Regions from separate parts of the Mus musculus genome. Here region 2 is linked to region 1. The links are chromatin loops, found by intact Hi-C in ENCODE. Cell type or tissue: left cerebral cortex. All regions are shown on one strand.

What was found. Hi-C counts contacts between places; a loop is a spot of excess contacts. Peaks named below come from ENCODE experiments on the same cell type or tissue, not always from the same donor. Only the 100,000 strongest peaks of a DNase experiment are listed, where the experiment ranks them.
Region 2: a loop joins it to region 1, with 7 times the contacts of the local background. A loop is called at or near these places in 17 of 42 quality-filtered maps.

What each region holds. Positions count from the first base shown.
Region 1 is chr12:74,052,524-74,060,523 of GRCm38, reverse strand. All of the region lies in intron 1 of Syt16 (synaptotagmin XVI), which reads right to left. Among named protein-coding and RNA genes, the nearest start is that of Syt16, 59 kb to the right of the region's middle. In left cerebral cortex, a CTCF peak has its summit at 4,671 (motif pointing left); DNase peaks (open chromatin) are centred at 520 and 4,775; H3K27ac peaks cover 919 bases.
Region 2 is chr12:74,289,005-74,297,004 of GRCm38, reverse strand. 1700086L19Rik (RIKEN cDNA 1700086L19 gene) reads right to left here. Exons shown (of 4, transcript NR_030735.1): 3 at 1,567-1,682; 4 at 1,055-1,452. Among named protein-coding and RNA genes, the nearest start is that of Dbpht2, 4.5 kb to the left of the region's middle. In left cerebral cortex, CTCF peaks have their summits at 904 (motif pointing right) and 3,141 (motif pointing right); DNase peaks (open chromatin) are centred at 3,143, 5,828, 7,480, 7,988 and 2 more places; H3K4me3 peaks cover 1,165 bases; H3K27ac peaks cover 3,509 bases.

The sequences.
Region 1 (8,000 bases):
TCACAGAGGCAGAAACGGCAACCCCAAGAGAGGTGGTTCTGGACTTTCAAGAAAAATAGGCTGGAGGAGGAGATGAGACTTCGGAAGGCAAATCTGCCTGAAGCTATTGCCAGTCCCCAAGCCCAGTGTGCCTATGGGTTCAAGGGCACATCTGCCTTTACCTCCCAAATGCTTTCACCAGCCTCCTTCATCTAGTAGATGCTGGATTGTCCCCAGAGGTGTCTTGACTTGGGGAACAAATTTGTCAGGCGCTCTCGTGCTGTTCACTAGCTCCCTCAATGCCACAATCGAGGACTGGGAATTGATTTGCTATTTGTTTTCCATCTACAGATGGCTTCATAAAAAGCCGTTCTCCTTATTCTGAAAAAGTCCAAGTGGTAGCTAGATCTCCACTCAAGATGCAAATTAGATTATGCAGGTGGCATAAGACAGAAGCAGGCTTCAAGAACCATGGATGAGGGGTGGAACTCATGTAACCATCATACACTGAATGGTGAAAGCCCAACTGCCGTGCCTGGACTCCTGAAGATGGGCTCCTGCACAGTCTGGTTGTTTCGCTCCAACCCGTAGGCAGTGAAAGAAAATTCCAAACATAGTGTTTTTGTGCTCATCTGTACTTCACTTTGTATCCATGTCCTAAAGAGGGGGTGAGTAAACTTTTTCTCTAAGGGGTCAGCTTTGCAAGCCATATGGTGTCTGTTGGAACTGCTCAGTTCTGCCAGTGAGCTCTGAAAGTAACCGCAGACAATACGTAAACGAATGAACATGGCTGTGTTCCAATAAAACTTTATTTATAGACACTGAAACTCAATTTCCACATAATGTTTGTGTGTCATGAAATAATCTTCTTTCAATTCTTTTTCAACCACTTAAAAGTATGAAAATTATTCTTAGCTCTCAAGTCAGACGTGAAGCAGGCAATGGACTGGGGTTGACACAGTTCACAGTTTGTTAACCTCTGCCCTAGGTTCACAAATTGGAAATATAAATCTCAGTTCCTGCAAACAACACTATCCCAAGTGATACAGGAGAGGAAGTGGTGAGAGTCTACCTCTTGTTTATATGATATGGGATGAGGAGCTGAAGCTAGTTTACATATTTCCTTATGAATAATATGAATATGTAAGGTGACTATCTCAACACTACAAAGCAAGTGGTCACATAACACATATCGCAGGTTCAGTCACCACTGACACATACTGTAGTGTCCCAACAGCTCATGTGAAGCTGAGAACTTCCTCTCAGCTAATGATGGAGAAGCCATCCCAATGGCAAGAAGGAAGACGTTGTTCAGGTGTTTGTGGTGAGGTTGGTGGACCCAAAGCTACTGCTTGGACAGGTCTATCAGACTGTCCAAGCACATACATTATATATGAAACACAAAATTAATGATATAAAAATTAACTGCTGTATTACTATGAATGATGACTTAGCTGAGCTTCTTAGAGCATGACACTAGAGAGTCCCACAAGGCACAAGAATGGCTGGAGATTCTGAGATGTGCAAGAACAGAGGACAAAGGAATAATCTAAAGACAAGATATCTCAGGGCAGATAGGACAAGCAGGAGCTACATTGTCCCCATCTGCACTGAAAAAAGCAGAAAAAAAGCCTCAGATTAACCTATTCTTTCTAGAAGAAATGAAATTTTCCAAATTCACTAAAATGTAGAAAAGGGGACTTACCTTAAAGTGGTATGATTAAATATTTTCTACATTCAGTGCAAATGAATGCCCAGAAATTCAAATGAAGTCAGTAGTAGCAATTTAACAATGTAACAATGTAACACAGTGGCTGAGTAGAGGCAGTGGTAGCAGCCATAGGATTCAGTGAGAAATGCACAGGGTAATAATCATGGTAGTCACAGTAAACCAAAGCTAGAGTTCCTTGAGTACTTTCTACTTGTATGACTTTGTTTCAAACATTTTACATAAAAGTGTACATTTAACTGACAGACAGGTAGATCAATGGAATAGAATTGAAGACCCAGAAATGAACCCACATACCTAGTCACTTGATCTTTGACAAGGGAGCTAAAACCATCCAGTAGAAAAAAGACAGCATTTTCAACAAACGGTGCTGGCACAACTGGTGGTTATCATGTAGAAGAATGTGAATTGTTCCATTCTTATCTCCTTGTACAAAGCTCAAGTCTAAGTGGATCAAAGACCTCCACATAAGACCAGAGACACTGAAATTAAGAGAGGAGAAAGTAGGGAAAAGCCTTGAAAAATTCCTAAACAGAACAGCAATGGCTTGCACTGTAAGATCAAGAATTGACAAATGGGACCTCATAAAATTGCAAAGCTTCTGTAAGGCAAAAGACACTGTCAATAAGACAAAAAGGCCACCAACAGATTGGGAAAGGATTTTTACCAATCTTAAATCTGATAAGGGACTAATATCCAATATATACAAAGAGCTCAAGAAGCTGGATTCCAGAAATTCAAATAACCCCATTAAGAATGGGGTTCAGAGCTAAACAAAGAATTCTTACCTGAGGAGTGCTGAATGGCTGAGAAGCACCTGAAAAAATGTTCAACATCCTTAATCATCAGGGAAATGCAAATCAAAACAACCCTGAGATTCCACCTCACAACAGTCAGATGTGGCTAAGATCAAAAATTCAGGTGACAGCAGATGCTGTCCAGGATGTGGAGAAAGAGGAACACTCCTCCACTGCTGATGGGATTGCAAGCTTGTACAACCACTCTGGAAGTCAGTCTGGAGGTCCCTCAGAAAATTGGACATAATACTACCGGAAGATCCAGCAATACCTCTCCTGGGCATATACCCAGAAGAAGTTCCAACTGGTAATAAGAACACATGCTCCACTATGTTCATAGCAGCTTCATTTATAATAGCCAGAAGCTGGAAAGAACCCAGATGTCCCTCAACAGAAGAATGGATACAGAAAATGTGGTACGTTTACACAATGGAGTACTACTCAGCTATTAAAAGCAATGGATTTATGAAATTCTTGGACAAATGGATGTATCTGGAGGATATCATCCTTAGTGAGGTAACCCAATCACAAAAGAAGTCATTAGATATGCACTCACTGAGAAGTGGATATTAGCCCAGAAACATAGAACACCCAAGATACAATTTGCAAAACACAAGAAAATCAAGAAGAGGGAAGACCAATGGGTAGATATTTCATTCCTCCTTAGAATAGGGACCCTGGTACAGATGTCTCATATGAGGCTATGCCAGTGCCTGGCAAATACAGAAGTGGATGCTCACAGTCATCTATAAGATGGAACACAGGGCCCCCAATAGAGAAACTAGAGAAAGTACCCAAGGAGCTAAAAGGGTCTGCAACCCTATAGGTGGAACAACAATATAAACTAACCAGTACCCCCAGAGCTCGTATCTCTAGCTGCATATGTAGCAGAAGATGGCCTAGTTCCCACTGGGAAGAGAGGCCCCTTGGTCTTGCAAACTTTATATGCCCCAGTACAGGGAAATGCCAGGGCCAAGAAGCAGGAGTGGGTGGGTAAGGGAGCAAGGTGGAGGGAGGGTATAGGGAACTTTTGGGATAGCATTTCAAATGTATATAAAGAAAATATCTAATAATAAATAAATAAATAAGTGTCCATTTAATCTTTATAAACAACCCTACAGTAGAGGACCATGGGCCTGTTTTAGGCATGAGAATATTTAGGTACCACACAAAACCTGCCTGCACAAGAAACAATTCAATCAAGACTATAGAGTATACAAATGGGCACGTTTATAAACTCAAAAAAGTAAGAAATTGTTCCCACACAAAGTGACGAAGGTGAGGGATCACCAGGTTACCAGCAATGCTTCTGTTTATTATGAATCTGGAAAGCAGAGGGTCTCCCCCAGCAGGGGAGGAGCCTTAAGATTAGCTAAGACAACAGAGGTGACAAGCATGCAAGGTCCTAGGGGACATACCAGGTTTCCATCAACCCACGTTCCCGTGTCAGTTCCCCTAGTTTGTCCCAGGGCTTCCCAGTGGATTTACACACTTTTCTTACAACTTTCAGAATGAGGTTTCTAGAGCCAGTGTTCTGTCTGCCATTCTGGGCTACACGACACAGGCGATGCTGAAGAGGGAGGCAGCTGATAGGATAGGGATGTCATTGGTGACCTGGCCTGTTGCCATGGGCCTTCTCCCAGCTAGTCAGAAGGATAAGGAGGTGTGACTAATGAGTCTGAGGCCACCTTGTGCTACATTGTAAACTTTAGACTAGTCTGGACTAAAGGGCAAGACTGTGGAAAGAGGAGGGGAAGGGAGGGGAGGGGAGGGGGAGGGAGAGGGAGAGGGAGAGGGAGAGGGAGAGGGAGAGGGTAGGTAGGTAGGTTATTAGGTCCAATTGGGGCAATGATATTAAAGAGTACTGAACCCAAAGCTACTTCTAGCCAAGCCTCTGCCCTACCCACCCCCTCCCAACAAGCCACAGTCTGCCTCCTCATCGATTTGATACCATGTTATTTTAGTGGAGTATTTTATGTAAATGCCCTTTGAAAATGACTTTAAGTTTTAAAAACATAGTGGTTTCCTCCTTAGCCACAGAGATGATTTTTTAGCCTCAATCAGGAAATCAACTAAAGTGATTGATTCTTCAGTGTACCCAGAACCTGGGCTTCCTCTCTGACAAGAGGGGCTCTGGGCCTGAGACCATCATGCCCCCTAGTGGCAGGCTTGCTGTTTCCTGAGCCTCCCTCCGTCTGAAAGGAGGGTACCCAGCCGTCAGTTAAACTGATTCCATCTCACAGCCGATGAATTTCAATAAATATACCATCTGTTCACCTTCTGTGTGGGAGTTCAATCATCTTGTTGGCAGCAGTATTACCCTACAGCAATTACCTATGTCTTTATCGCCTCTCATTCAGCTGCACCAGCCTGCTCTGCACAACCAACGGCTTCTATAGATAGGACAGTCTCTGAGGCTGGAACGCAGGAAAACCTCTACACTTCATGACGAGCTGGTCAGGGCAGGAGGTGTGTGGGTAGGAGGGAGAGAACCTGCAACCTCTGGAAAACGATAGACTCGCCTATGAGGCGGGTGGCAGAGCTGAGCAGACATGGAGTCTGGCTGGCAAGTTTGTATCTGTCAAAATAACAACACTGGGAAAGGTGAAAGGCTGCACCTGAGAGTGGAGCCGTGGGTGGATGCAGACGGCATGGCTCTGTGCTCAGCTCTACCACTGACCAGCAGTGTGACTCTGCATGAACATGCAGCCTCTCTGGGCCTTGGTTCCTCCTTATGGAAAAATAAGATGTTGGAATGGGTGAATCCTGGACTCTCTTTTATCTCTGAACTTACAAGACACGAGTGGGTGGAGAATGGGCACCTGCGGCACAGGCCACACCCAGATGTAACACAAGCATGTGGAGCCTCACTGAACTGCTAATTAAGATGACAGCTAAAAGTAGAAAATGTCCCAATCGTGAAGCGGTTTGCGTGCTTTTGAAATTGGGTTCACATTAATGACCATTCCTTGCACAGTATAGAAAGGGTAGAAACGAAGACTCAGGGAAGCTGTTGTCCTAAACATTATGCCTATGAAATGAAGAGATTGAAGCTTCGAGTCCATGTTGTCGGGAAGTATGAATACCAAAAACCTTCTCAAAAAAAAAAAAAGGCAGAGTTTCAGGACCAGCTAGATCCAAAGGAATGATGGGAAAAGCTTCAGAGGAAAGTGTGTGTGTGTGTGTGTGTGTGTGTGTGTGTGTGTGTGTGTGATATACCCAGAGAGAACTGGGTTAGTCCCAGCAGCTTGCTGTCCACTATGCATCCCCACCACCTGACCTCAGCCCTAAAACTGGCATGCCCTCCCCAAGTCATGTTCAAGTTCTTCCTGTATACAGACCACCAACAAAGTTCCCATGATCCTCTGCAGCTTAGGAGCAAGAGTCTGGGTTCTGGTTAAAGGGGCTGTACACAAAAAGTTCTGCATGCCACCTGAGAGTAATCAGTGATCTGTTTTCTACTCTTTCCCAGAAATAAGCCGAGAACACTCGGCTACTGAGAGAAACTTTGTGGGAAGTGACCTCACCTACACTGAACTACGGAAAACTGAGAAGGAAAAAATTAGCTTCTATTCTATCGAGATTTGGGGTCATTATTCGAGCACTGGCAACCAGTAGGCCCGATAGGCTCAGCAAGGGTACCGGCCCTGCACCCAATCCTTTCTCTTCTGAGTCCAGCACCTCAACTGCCTTCTCTAGCTGATGTCTTTCCAAAACTTAAATATACACAGTAACAAATAAATTCCCCTGCCCCTCTTCAGCTTCTGGCCTGCAGCATATTTCAGTCCCCTACTGGGCCGTGTGAAGGCTAATCCTGAGTCTTTTGGACAGAACTATTCTAAAAGACAAAAAGTCCTTTTCCATGGAAAAGGCCGAGCTGGACAGGGAAGCTGGACATCTAGAGCTTCAGGGAAGCCACCATGGGAGGAGGGTCTGTGCTAGAGAGCAAGCTTAGCATGAGCCAAGAGATGGTGGGCAATGAGAAGACAGACAGAGGAGGAATAGAGCCACAGAGGAAGCACAAGCAGGGAGAGCAAGGGTGGCCGGGACAGCAGGTGAACAGGTGGGAAGGTGAAGGCCGGGGGTGGGGGGTGAGGAATGGAGGCAGGAGTAGGAATAGGAGGTAAAGGGGATGGAGGAGCAAAGATGGGAGAGGGAAAAGAGGGGTGAGGTGAAGGGAGAAGGAGGTCAGAATGAATCACAGGCAGCAGGAAAAGAGAGATGGACGGAGGAAGAGACTGGAGGGAGGTGAAGTCAGGACAGAATGGAGGAAGACTGATGGGAAGTTGAGGGAGGGCAGCAATACAGAAAGAAAGGCCAGGGGAAGAAGGGAAGGAGGACAGGAAGGAGGGGCCAGCAAGTGACAGCCACATCTCCATCCTCAGGCCCAGCCACCCTGAGTCAGCCCTGCACCTAGACATCTCTGTTAGATAAGATGACAGACCTTTGCATTTATCCATTTTAACTGGGGTCTTGCCACAGGCTACAGGCTTAAACCATCCTGTGTGAGCCAATGGGCAGCTGCTGCTCATCATCCTGAGTTTCCCTCGTGTCCTATTCTCCATAGCAGCAGCAAGAAAGAGATGGCTGGCTTGGATTTCTTCGGACTTTCTACAAAAGAGGAGAAGAAGCCTCAAAAATATATGGTAGAAACCTGCAAGGGCCAAAACACAAACACAGACCCCTAACATGGTGGCAAAAACTGGCGACCGAGAGAACCGGACAGCTTCTGGGACAGGCGGAAGCACAGAGCCGCTGAGGCAGCACCCTTGGCGGGCCGCAGACAGCCGGCCACCATCCGGACCAGAGGACAGGTGTCCGCCTGGCTTGGGAGGCGGCCTCAGCCTCAGCAGCAGCGGTCGCCATCTTGGTTCCGGGACTCCCTGGAACTTAGGAATTTAGTCTGCACAGATGAGAGTCTGCACCACAGAAGCTGACAGCTTCTGGGAACTGCCAAAGCAACACAGCTTCTGAGAAAGGCCCTGTTTTGGGCCTTCTTCTTCGGCACACCTTCCCTGTAAGAGAGCTTGCCAGCAGAGAGTGCTCTGAGCACTGAAACTCAGAGGAGAGAATCTGTCTCCCAGGTCTGGTGATAGACGGTAACAGAAACACCAGAAGAACAACCTCTAAACAGAGTCAACTATAACTACTAACTCCAGAGATTACCAGATAGCGAAAGGTAAACGTAGGAATCTTACTAACAGGAACCAAGACCACTCACCATCATCAGAACCCAGCACTCCCACTTCGTCCAGTCCAGGACACCCCAACACACCCGAAAACCTAGACCTAGATTTAAAAGCATATCTCATGATGATGGTAGAGGACATCAAGAAGGACTTTAATAAATCACTTAAAGAAATACAGGAGAACACTGCTAAAGAGTTACAAGTCCTTAAAGAAAAACAGGAAAACACAATCAAACAGGTAGAAGTCCTTACAGAAAAAGAGGAAAAAACATACAAACAGGTGATGGAAATGAACAAAACCATACT
Region 2 (8,000 bases), 240 kb before region 1:
CTTAGCAAGGTGAAGCAATATCATCATGTCTAAATTCTGTCATTCTCACCAACTTTCCAGAGCAGGTTTTTAAAAAACGTATAAACCTACTAAAAAACCATGTTCTTCCTGCCTACCCATTTCCTGAGCTTCACAGCCTATAAGGAAAAAAAAAAAAAAGCTCATAATAAAGTCTAAACTCTTAAAGGCCCATGACAAGTTTTAATCAACCCGTAGAACTTAAAGATGATCCTATGTGCAATGCTAATTTATTACAGCTCATTCTTAGAAAAAAGGTCTGCCCAGACCAAATAAGAATAATCATCAACGACAAAAAAAAAAAAAAAAAAAAAAAAAAAAAAAAAAAAAAGAAAGAAAGAAAGTAAATAAGCTTGGGGGGAGGAGCAGAGAGGGAGGGCCCAGCTGTCACAGTCAGCAGGCAAGCCTGTCTGCAAGCAAGCCTGTGCTGCCCCCTCTTAGCCGCCACTCATGGTTAAGGACACTAATGACAAACAACCGTCAGGCACAGTGACCAGCCAAAGCATTTCCGAAGGAACGAATCTCATGGAGTCTAGAAAATTAGATTCATTCCACCTTTAACCCTCAGGGTCACAGCATTATCAATTTAATATGCTTTTTCTCTCTTTCTTTCTTTATTATTATTTTTTTTTGCTACTTTTCAATAAGAGTGATGGAATTTAGGTGAAGGAATTTTAATCTAACACGTTGACTAAAGATCAATCCATTTCTACCTCAAAAAAACAAAAACACAAAAAAAAACCAAAAAAGTAACCAAATCAAACAAAACAAAACAAAACAAAACAAAAAACCACCACCAACAACAAAACCAAAAAGACTCAAAAACCCCTTCCTTCTAATGCATCAGTCCACTGCTTTACGATAAAATGGGCATATTTCCATTCATGGTGATGGCACTAGGGGGTGCTGGGTAATACCCATTATCCTCTCCCCTTGGTTCAGCATGCATCTCATCACTGAGATCAAGTGCACTGGTAATGAGGGTTTTCTATTAACATCTTCACTATAAACAGTTCAGGCATTTAGAAACAGAATATCAATGAACTTAACAGTTACTTTTTAATTCATTTTATAAATGAGCAACTGAGAATTTTGCTCCAAGTGGTCACCAGTGTAGCCCATCCCATAGATGGTACTCTCCGAAGTGTAAGGCACAATGTGGTAGGAGTGCAGCTCTTCATAGTAGAGAGACTGGGAACAGCACTCCTGTACCATAAACTTCAGCCGTTTTCTCGTATCAGAATAAGCAGTCTTATAGCAGGGAGCTTCCTTGAAGTATTCATAGCTCTCTTTCTCCGTCTCTAGGTGTATCTTCCTCAGCAAATTGTTAATTAACACAGACCTTCTTAGGTAGGTTTCTGGGTCTTCAAGAAACCTGAGCTTCTCTAGGGAAAGTTTGAGGATACAAGTCCTGTCTTCCGGTAATATCAGGTGCTAGGAAGCAAACAGAACCGTTATTCGCCACACACACAGGACACTAAAAAACTAGAGCTTTGTGCTACCAATGACATTCGGGAGGGAGACTTGGGAGAAAAATTAAAGCCTTACTTTTGGAAAATACCCATGGGAATCTTGATGTAGATCTTCTTCTTCTGCATATTTTCTCTTAAAGTAGGCTACTTTCGACGTTGTTGATGAATATGATAGGACTTCTCTTGGATAAGCTAAAACAGAAAAACAGTTGGAGAAAGGTCAGGTGGCATTGTGGCTAAGAGCATTTCATCATATAGAGGGCATTTGTAAGCAGAAACCCAGCCACCCCAGAGATTTCCACCTGTTCACCAAACAGCACAGTCTGGCACAACTGGCAATTGTCTTAAGATCACAATACTACTGGCGGAGAAATGCCATTTGAGACACAAAATAGATGGTCGAGTTTAGGGTTCTATGACCATTTCCTTGTGCAGTTCCAGAAATCAAGTTCAAGTGAGGTTTAATTTTGTGTGTGAAGGAAACTTCTCTTTATAACAAGTGAAAACCATTACAGAAAACCACAGCCCATCGAATTGTAGAGTTGTGGAGCCAAAGGACACATCTACAAGAGGTGCCCACACATAAAGCTCAGGGAACATTGCAGAACAGGGGGTAGAAAGAGAGTCAGAGATTGTGTCTCCTAGTAACATCGGAAGCTACACACAAAGTCTCACCGACATGACTGCCCAGATGTGGGCTGAGCAAAGACAGACAGATCAAACTGGACAGAAAGAAGCCCAAGAGGCATTAAGCCTACACAAAGAGCTACAGGCAACTTAGGAACGATAGGAGTAGGAGTCACCATCCTCCCTAGGGGAGAGCACCCCAATTGTCCAGCGCCAAATGTGCTGGCCATGAAAATAGAAACACAAGTGACATCATGTGGACTAAGAGAGCTATATAGAGAAATATGCAAATACATATACGTCATGCAAAAACAACTGATAAAGAGAGAGACCATGAATTTGAAGAAGAGTGGGAGGGAGAGTTTAGAGGAAAGAAAACGAAGGGGGAAATGTAATTAAAATACAATTACAAAAATAAACAAATTTTAACTAATTGATATAATGGTCCTGACATTTAGCATAATTGAGGTTAATAATGAGGAAATTATATATATATAAAATTGATTGTAGTGTGTACTGGCTAGTTTTGTGTCAACTTGACACAGCTAGAGTTATCACAGAAAAAGGAGCTTCATTGAGGAAATGCCTCCATGAGATCGAACTGTTAGGCATTTTCTCAATTAGTGATCAAGGGGGAAAGGCCCCTTGTGGGTGGGACCATCTCTGGGCTGGTAATCTTGGTTCTATAAGAGAGCAGGCTGAGCAAGCAAGCCAGTAAGGAGCATCCCTCCATGGCCTCTGCATCAGTTCCTGCTCCGTGACCTGCTTGAGTTCCAGTCCTGACTTCTTTCAGTGAAGAACAGCAATGTGGAAATGTAAGCTGAATAAACCCTTTCCTCCCCAACTTGCTTCTTGGTCATGATGTTTGGGCAGGAATAGAAACCCTGACTAAGACACAGTGTAATATGTGAAAGTAGAAAACCTTTGTTTCCTCCTTGAAAATACGACTGCAGCTGAGGATTCTGACTTTAAGGAAAAACAATTTAGAGGTCGCGGATTTCCAAAGGAGTTCCCAGAATGTACTCTAGATGGCACTGTGGCCACAGAATGGAAGCAAGATCAAACTCCCAACACAACAGATTCCAATTCAAAACAGAGAGAACTAGAAAACCTAGTCCCCTTTGGTATTCACTCGACCTCTGCAGTCCAGAGGGAAAGCAAGCTTACATTTGAACTTTGTTTACTTCACCCTAACCCAATAGTTCTGATAGAACCCAATGAGTCACAAAATAATTAGCATATAAAGACATGTAGGCTTAATAAATTTACACTGACACTTGATGCTTTTCCTCTAAACTCTAGAGCTTTTACAGGCTTAAATATTGAAAATGTGCTCTTCAATAACATGCTTTGTGTCGTGTTTCCTTCATCTTGGAGCCACGCCGGCCTAGCTTCACACAGCCCTCCCTCCTGCAGCTGGATGCTCTTCCCGAGCCAGTAAGGAAAGCCACATACCTCACCTCAAGCATCCCAAAACCTCACTGCTGTCACTGTGGGTTAAAAACCCAAGAGAGCCCCTAAGCTAGTGGGCGTGTGTTTTATTAAGGGATCCAGGGTTCAAAGCACGTGTGCATCTGACCAAAAGGAGAAGGTGACACGATAAGGACACGCGACTGAAGCTCCGTGCGCAGAGTTCCTGGATTTGATGAACGACAGTTTATGTCGATTTCTCACTTACTTGAAAGGGTTAGGGGGAAAAAATAAAACCGATCAAATAAATAAAACAAATGCATCCGCCCCCCAAACCCAGTTTGCTCTCCTTTTCTTTTTCTTTTGTTGTTTTTGTTTTTTGTTTGTTTGTTCTTTTTTAAGATACAGAGACTGCTAGGGTTACATTGAAAGCTATTCATCAGATAACTAGATAACAAAGCTTTTGCTTATCCCTTGTAATAATGACTCCTATTGTGTACATGCACACATGTACATGTGCATGTGAACATGTAGTGTGTGTGTGTGTGTGTGTGTGTGTGTGTATAGTATATGGGTGTGTATGGGTTCCTGTCTGTGTACGTCTACATACAGGTGTACACAGGTATGTGCACATGCAAGCAGAGTCCAGAGGTCATGGGTTTTCTTCCATGATTGGTCTCCACCCTACTCATTTGAGATAGGGGTTCTCACTGAACCTAGATTCACAATTGAGTAGACTAGTTAGCCAGTGACCCTAGGGAGCCTCTTGCCCTCAACTTATTAGCATTCAGACTATAGGTCCTTACCACAGCCTGGCTTTTACAGGGGTGCTTGGGCTCCAAACCCAGGTTCCCCTGCTTATACAGCAAGCACATGCTGAGCCATGGACGTCCTCTATTCCTCTTTAATTAATTGTCTGACTAACTGATCTAACAGTGGTTCTCAAATGTTAACACACACCAGAATCTCCTGTAGGGCTTCTTAACTACTGGGCCCTTCACTCACCTTTCCAGTGGGTCTAGAGGGGAACTTTTGCACCAAATCCAACTGAGATCTATGCCAGCTAACCTGAGAACACATTTTGATATCCCGAGTGTTACAGCACCAGGCAACTATACTAGCAGGCCTTAAATGTTGAACTCAGCCAATCAACTGACACCCAAACAACTGGGTTGATTGATATTGTTATTGTGATTTCAGTCAGCCTCCCTTTATCAGCTTGAGTGCTTTCTTTTTTTTTTTTTTTTTTTTTTTTTTTTTTTTTTTTTGCACCATGAACAAAGCCAACTCACATTGTAATTACACAGTAAAGAATAAAGTCCATTTTCAACAGCAGCCCCCAGGTTCACCTTAAGAGGATCAGTGCCTATTGCTAACACTGGCACTTGGGCAGGTCACAATGTTTCTTGGAAAACTCTAATGAATTACTCTAGTGAAGGGAAGAGTGAGGAAAGACTTGGAAATTAGAAGCACAGCCTTGCCGTAAGCAACATTGTTTCCATCTATACATGTGTCCTTTATTACATATTGGCTTGCTTTGCCATCTTAAGTATGTAGCCATTTGAGAGCAGCACGATGGACTGCAAATTGCAGCCTGGAGCACCAGGTGTCAAATTTACTGTTCTGTCCTCCACTCCCCACTGATCCTCCAGGGAAGCTATTTCAATTTAACAGATCAATATATACACACCTATATCTATATCTATATCTATATCTATATCTATATCTATATCTATCTCTATCTCTATCTCTATCTCTATCTCTATCTCTATCTCTATCTCTATCATCTCTATCTATATCTATGAGATTATATATATATATATGTATATATATATGTATATATATATATGAGAGATGCATGGATGATGTATAGATGAATGGATGGATGGATGCATGCATGAATTCATGAATGCATGCATGGATGGATGGACAGACAGACAGATTGACTGATTCCGGGTCACTATATTCCAGAAGTTACACTAAAATATAGAATGCAACAGACCCTGAAAATACAAAGCAAATACTCAGAGGTCTAGACTTGAGCCTGTTCCTCCTGGGCAAGGAAGGCTCTTAGTCACTCAGTTTATTGTTCTTGAGGAACACCCTCCCCCCCACCCCCCCACTGGTGAATTGCTGAGCACCTTTGCAACTGCTGTCAGTTTAGCAAGTCCCTCCAATGCTAGCTGCCTGGCTCTTTGCAATGTTTTCCACATCACTTTTTGGAGGATGGTTTTAGCCATTTTGAGGCTAAAGCCTGTAACCAACGTAAGTTGCTACATCTGTTACTTGCTAGATTAAAACTCAAAATCTTCTGAGCTGGCAGCTATGCGTTGGCCGTGCCTTTCAGCCTCCTTTGAGCACGGAGGAGCAAACCAGGGCCCAGAAGAGACTCTAGCTGACAGCCAGTTGTGTAGCTAAGAGTTGGGGGTCTGCAAGTGGGTGGAGGCATAGATCTACTCTCAGGCTCTCTTACTTCTTAGTTGTGTGACTTTAAACCAATCGCCTAAACTCATCCCAAACCTCATTTGTTTAGTGGCCTTGATCATGCACTGTGACACCTCACCTAATACATGGTAAGCCTTACATCAAACCACAGGTCGAATAATGAGCCAATAGACAGAGCAGTCTCACAAAAGCCAAGTGCTCCCCACCCTACCTGCTCTGATCCAAAGATCATTTCCACCACCCAGCCACTCGGAGAGGATTGTTATCAGTTGAAGACCTCCAGGAAGATGGTTCATTATACAAATCCCACACCAGCTCTCAAGACTGTGCTTCTGGTGTGTTACCTAATGGTTATACATTTGTGGCTAAAGGAAAAGAGGGCTGTCTTCTAAACATTTAGCTCGTCTCCTGGATAATTCATCAGCGCTAATCTGAATAATCAAAGATGTTCACTTGTCCAGATAGAGTTGACAGAGATAAATGTGCTTAAGTTCCAGCCACCCCCCCCCCAAAAAAAAAGCTTGCAATTCACCTAAAATCCAATGAAATAAACAAGACCAAAATGACTATCTGACTTTAGAGTCAGCATTCTAGGGTCTGGGGATAATAATACATAAGCTACAAAACTGAATTGAGCTGAGCTGGAATTTTTTTTTTCCTGAAGCAAAATAGCTAATGCTGGTTTGAACATAAAAATTACTTTTAATGTTGTAACCTCTGGGTTACACAAAATGTCTGTGCCAGGCTCCATGAATGTCACAACATAAGAGCTCAACAACAAAAGCCACAGATCAGAGTGACCCACCTGTCACTAGAGCCCTGGCAGGGCAGTTCATACATAGGCCTTTAAATAAATGCTTAAAATGCAATTACAAACGATTGTTTCCTTATTGTTCTGCCATTGCCCCCAGGCAACTGGGATCCTGTGCGCATTCAAGCGATTTCATTTGGTAGGAGGCCCAGGGACAGTACATTAAAGAAACATCATCAGCAAATTAATTTATAAACACTTTGAAAGGGCAGACAGCTGCGAAAAAACAATCCCCACCTCAGTAATTTTTCTTTTTAGGTCAAAGGAGATACCCAAGAAAAAGTAAGGAGCGGGTGCGTTTAGTACTTTCATCTTAGTAGTCTTTAATTTTCCCAGTGTTCTAAAGAACACATAGTTTTAAAAGGGGGGAGGGGGAGCAAGCAGAAGCCACCTGGTTAGAGGTGTGCATCCCAGCCATGGACAGAAGGAGCGGAGGCTGGTCTGTGGGGAAAGTACACACTAGCCACAGCCGATGCCCATCCTAGATAAAGCCTGGTCTTATCCTTTCTCGATTTGTGATGTTAGCCTTTGGCCTTTGAAAGTATACCTGTCTAAAACGTGCTTAGCCAATAGGAAAAGCATCACATATGGCAGTTTTTATCCTAAGGCTGTAAATACTTTGGTTTCAAATTATCTAAGCTAGCGCTGGTGATGTAACTCGGTAGTAGAGCATCCAGCTTGCACGCACGGGGACTTGGGTTCAATCCTCGGTGTAGTCAGGAAAACACAAAACAAACAGCAACAATGAGAATTATCTCATCTGACCCGTTAGCCGTGCTCTGTGGTCTTTCTGTATGGCTTAAAGCGCTCCAGCAGGACAAAACCCAGCTCTGTCATTTGTTCTGTGTCTTTGGGCAAGAGACTGGCTTTTCTTTTTTTTCATGGGGTTGGAGTGGGGGGAACAATTTTCAAAGTACTGATCTGTATGTCATTTAGCTGACATGATGCTTTAAAATCACTTTCTTTGGAGTCTGTCACATGAGCTCATAATTTCAGTTCAATCGCTGTTATGCAGCATTGTTGCAATGACCCCTTTTCAAAAAAAAAAAAAAAACCATGAATATATATCTGACTCAGAAGCATCCTATTATATGTAGGGCATTTATGTCCTCATTTGTGTGAAGCACAGGTTACATAAAACATTCATGAGTACGTTCATGAAGGCAGATGGGAACAAAGTCCAAGGCGGCACTATCCCGCTTCTCATGGACATAGAG